Regions from separate parts of the Mus musculus genome. Here region 2 is linked to region 1. A link is a loop called in an ENCODE intact Hi-C map of the cell type or tissue named here. Cell type or tissue: gastrocnemius. All regions are shown on one strand.

Evidence for each region. Hi-C counts contacts between places; a loop is a spot of excess contacts. Peaks named below come from ENCODE experiments on the same cell type or tissue, not always from the same donor. Only the 100,000 strongest peaks of a DNase experiment are listed, where the experiment ranks them.
Region 2: a loop joins it to region 1, with 2.4 times the contacts of the local background. A loop is called at or near these places in 2 of 42 quality-filtered maps.

What each region holds. Positions count from the first base shown.
Region 1 is chr6:127,560,585-127,563,084 of GRCm38, forward strand. Cracr2a (calcium release activated channel regulator 2A) reads left to right here and starts at 752. Exons shown (of 19, transcript NM_001368877.1): 1 at 752-837. In gastrocnemius, CTCF peaks have their summits at 693 and 1,152 (motif pointing right); DNase peaks (open chromatin) are centred at 737 and 1,156; H3K4me3 peaks cover 836 bases; H3K27ac peaks cover 434 bases.
Region 2 is chr6:127,624,233-127,626,732 of GRCm38, forward strand. Cracr2a (calcium release activated channel regulator 2A) reads left to right here. Exons shown (of 19, transcript NM_001368877.1): 7 at 1,603-1,693. Among named protein-coding and RNA genes, the nearest start is that of Cracr2a, 64 kb to the left of the region's middle. In gastrocnemius, a CTCF peak has its summit at 1,144 (motif pointing left); a DNase peak (open chromatin) is centred at 1,079.

The DNA of each region.
Region 1 (2,500 bases):
CAGTGTTTGGGGAAAGGTCCCTAAACTGATATTTCATGGAGCCTGGATGGGTAGGTTTCCAACGGGAAAAGAAGAAAGAGGGGAATTCTGGGTAAAGATAGAGGTCTTAGCAGCCAGAAAAGGCACCTGGTATTTGCAACAGGTAGCAGCTTTGGTGCAGAGCTGTATGTTTGAGGGTCGAGTGGCGAAACTGGAAGATGAGCTTACAGCTTGGTAGGGAGCAGTGGACTCGGCTGAAGGGCTATCTTCAAGCATGGAAGTTTTTGAAGATTTATTGAATACTTTGTTTAAAGGCACGTGTTGCATGGACTTTAATTGAGCACGCATTCCTGCCCACCCTAGAATACATAAGATCAGACAAGCATCAAGAACAAAATCCCCTTGGTTTCTAAGTGCAAAGAGAGCAGCTGAAGCCGGTTTTTCAGGGTGAATGAGTTCTCTCTAGCAGGTCCACAAAGCCCAGACTGGTGCCTGGCTTTTAGTGCAAAGAGAGGCTCTGGAGACAGACTCCCTTGGCTCATTGAGCAAGGGTCCTCTAAGGCAAAGACCAGCAAAGAGGGGGCACAGGAAGTCTTGGGCTCCAGTCAGCGACGGCCCCGCCCTCGCCACCCAGACTGCAGGCTTTAGTAGTCAGTCACAAGTTGCTTCGCTAAGCTGGGACACCACGGTATGGTGTAGATCCTGGAGCGCGCGCAGTGGGGCGCTGCTGGGGCTGGACCAGCCATGCAGCCGGAGGCGGGGACAGCGGACCAGATCCGGCTGGCCGGCGAATTCCTGACAGCTGCGAGTCAGAAGGCAGGGGGACAACTCGGACAGCCGCACTGGACGCCCCTGCAGGTAATCGGAGGAAGGTCTTGGGAGGCTTCGCCCCAAACCCTCTGCTGGGCAGCAGAGAACGCACTTCCTGCAGACCAGCAAAACACAAGGAGAGGCTGGCCTGGACTGCATGCACCCTGGGACAAGCATCCCAGCCTTGGCTTCCCCAGGCCTGGTTAGGCCCTCTGCCCTGCACCCTAAAAGGGACTATAAAAGCTTAGGAGCACCAGGGTTTAGAAAGAGCCCCCATCCCCTCGGACCCTTCAGTCACACCCAGACTGTTTTACAGAGGAAACTAAGACTTTATTGGTGAAGTGACTAGAAATTCACACTGCTGGACAGCAGGGGGAGCTGCTGGGAGCCGCTGGCACGTGGGCCCAGCACAGGGGTAAGAATTGCTACCTCACAGGGAAATAAACTCAGAGAGACAGTTAAAAAAAAAAAAAAAAAAAAAAAAAAAGACCAAAAACTTCCCAGAGCAGAGGGAGAGATGAGGTGGAGGGATCCTGGGGTGTAGCTTCCTCCTGATCCCCATTTGTCCTGTGATCTGGCTGTATGACTCAATGACCTTGTGCTGTATCTGTCCCAGATGTGGTGTGTGTGTGTGTGTGTGTGTGTGTGTGTGTGTGTGTGTGCGCGTGTGTATTGTGTGTAAGCACATACGTGTGTACCACATAATTGTGTACCAGAGCACAGTGATGTCTACCCTTGATTTCAGGAAAGTCTCACAATCCACACGTCTTCCCACTAACCACACAACCCCTAAAGGGAACCTGCCCAGTTTGCCTCTGTGGAGGAAACCAGGGATCCCTACTGTATTAGCCTTTGACTTCAGAAGGCAGAAAGTGTCAATGAGTGGCTGTCTACAAAGGTGACAGGCCAAGAGGTAGAACCTGATTGGCACATCGCATAAGGTGGTGAGTCCCTTATTTCTGGAAGAAGCTGGTACATAAGAAGTAGTGTTATCAGTGATGCAGGCAAAGGGGTGTGCAGCCAGGACAGTGTGTCCACACAAAGTCAGAGTTCAGTTTGAGGGGTCAGGTTCATGGCCCTCTTTAGGAGGAATGAATATGCATGTCCTTATGGATAATAGTCGTCTATGAAAGCTACCCTACAATGTTTTGTCTGGGGATGCTAAAAAAAAAAAAAAAGAAATTAAAAAATAAAGAGGTGTGACCCAGAGGTCCCTTGGCTTTTCTGAAATATTACACTGCGATGCTCGGGGGGTCTGGAGGAGGTGGTGCTGTTCCTTCTGGAAGGAGCGGGGCAGGCATGACAAGCCAGATGTGGCCTTCAGATCTTGAGGAAGAAGCTAAGTGTGGATGCTCTTGGAGGGACACCTCTTGAAGTTGTGCTGAAGAACCAGGGGATGTAATGGCAGGCTCGATGCATTAAGGGGCAGTGCCTGGGGCAGAGGGCAAGAGGGCCTTGAATGTTTGACCAGGGAGTCTGAGCATTAGGGTCAGTCCTGGGGTACCATGATGGCTTCTGTTGGAACGGGGCTCAGAAGCCTACAACATCTGTGACAGAGGTGGAAGCCACCCATGCTCGAGGCTGCAAGAGACCTGGGAAGGTGACTGTGTACGCTTGAGCAGGGCTGGGTGGAATGCAGAGTGAGGGGTGGCACCAGAGATGCTGTACAAAGAGCTTGGTAGGTGGGTGGGTGACAGTTGTAGTTGCGGAT
Region 2 (2,500 bases), 64 kb after region 1:
AGACCGGCATCTTCGCTGAGCACAACCCGAAACCACTGTGCCATTGCTTCAAGTTTCTGGCTTTGGGGAGAGCAGTGAGCTGGAATTCAGAGTCTGAGATGCTGTCTGGGACCATGGCTCTCAAGCCAGTGTTTTTGTCTGGGTCCAGCGCTTGGTTTCTCAAGAGCTGGAAAAATGCCAGTCAAAATGGTTTATCCGTGTTGCTTACTTAGTGTTTACATGTGGTGAAGCCCACTCCCTGAAGAAGAAGATAGGACAGTGACTGGGCCATGGAAAAGCCTGGAACAATAATGGAAGCCTGGCCTTAGATGGGAGTCCAAAGTGAACATGGGACGAGGGTGAAAGGGTGGAGGGCTCAGGGGAGTAGTTACATTCTTATCCTTTACGTTTGTCCAGGTATCTTCCCAGTACTTCTTAGAGCTGAAGATGAGGCTGCTTCCTCTGTTAGTAGCATGACCATCCATGAAGGTCACAGTGTGAAGGTCACAGTGGGCCTGCCAGCTTGGAGTTTAGTGTTGCAAGTGACATTGTGTGTGTGTGTGTGTGTGCACTACACCTTCAAAATGGTTCTTGAGAGCCACAATGCCAAGCTGGAGTTCTTTCTACAAGAGAGGGGAAAGAATAGGAAGTGAGGGCCAGAGGGGAGGTTCTCCATGCATGGCCAGAGAAAAGTTGTGAAAATGTTGCTACCATGGCCTGGAAGGTAGCTCTGTTGGGGAAGAGCTTGCCTTAAAAACACCAGGACCTGAGTAGTTCCATTCTCAGAAACCACATAAGAAAGAGAGGGAGAGGAAGAGGGAAAAGGAGAGAGAGAGGGAGAGGGAGAGAGGAAGAGGGAGAGGAACGGAGGGAGGGAGGAGAAACATCCAGGTATAGTGGCATGTGCTTATCCCCCTACTCACTTCATGCCCTATGGGCTCTCATGCTGCGGAGAGGTTGCTGAGAGATGGAGCAGGAATAGGTCACCTCAGTGTCATCCCCAGCCATTAACCAGCACCACCAGCCTCCTGCTGTGCATCTCTGGCCCTGTGCCCGGGATGGCATGAGACCCCTTCCTTTGCATAGACCTTCATCCTCAGGAAATCTTTGGGAACAGTGTGGACTTAAGCTCACAATTGCACTAGCGCCCTCTGGTGGTACAGTGTCAGGCTTGGTGTAGAAAAGTAGAGAAGGCCCCCAAACTGGAATGGGATTCACTGAGGTGCTGAGCAGGAAGGATCCCTACCGGGTGCAGTTTCAGACTGTCTACCTGCAGAGGTATCAGCGTAGGGATTGAAAGTGCAGGAGACCAGGGCTCAGAGTAAAGCAGAGTCAAGGAAGAAATGTGGGGTGTATCTGTATTGGGAAGTGCCCTGGTGGTCTGGCACTGATCTGGAAGACAGCAGGCTCACGATGCCTTTTAGCAACCACAGTCTATGTAGCTGGCCTCTGTGAACAGCAGCCTTGCCTGGTTAGTCAGCCTTGAAGGACTGAGCCTTGGCTGGCCTGACTTACACAGTCCCTCAACTGTTCATGGCCCCAGGGTCTCAGCTCCAGGAACTATGGCTGTGGGATAAGTGGATCTTGGGGAAACCCTGTCAGCTTCTTCATTTGTCCCTCCAGGAAAATTGCTGCTTACGATGAAGAAATCCAGCATCTCTATGAGGAGATGGAGCAGCAGATCAAAAGTGAGAGGGAGCAGTTCCTCCTGAAAGTGAGTGTTTCACTCCTATGCCGCGTGCTAGGGGACGGCTAACTGGTAGACCTGCCTACTCTGAGTACCTTTCCCTAGTAAGAAGGATCCTAGCTCCTTCTTGTGACCTTTTCTTTTTCTGCTTTAATGTTCAGGCATTTACCACCTCCAAGCAAAGTATGTAGAATACATATTTACTTTTATTCCATATTGTCTGTTTCTTCCTCCTAGCATGTAAGTTTATTTGCTTACTAATTCTGCCTCGGTTACCTGAGCATGTCTGGGCTATAGGAGATGCCCCGTGGGTGTTTGCTCAATCAATGTGTGAGTGAGCATGTGAATGCATGGAGGTGTGCATGGATGGACTGACAGGAGGGAATGGAGGAAAAAGGGGAGAAAAGGAGGGAGGGAGCCAGGAAGGAGAGAGGGTAAATGGATGGATGGGACTGATGGATGGAATGGATGGATAGATGACTGGATGGATGGGTGGATAGATGGAATGGATGGATGGATGGATGGATGGATGGATAGATGGATAGATAGCTGAAGAAAGATAAATGTATGGATTTTGTTGGATGGATTGGAGAGAAGGAGAAGAAAGGAGAGGGAGGGGGAGAGAGAGAGAGAGAAAAGAAGAAGAAGAAGAAGAAGAAGAAGAAGAAGAAGAAGAAGAAGAAGAAGAAGAAGAAGAAGAAGAAGAAGGAGAAGAAGAAGAAGAAGAAGAAGAAGAAGAAGAAGAAGAAGAAGAAGAAGAAGAAGAAGAAGAAGAAGAAGAAAATGGGAAGAAGAAAAAGGGAAAGAAGCAAGCAAGGAAGGAAGGAAATGTGT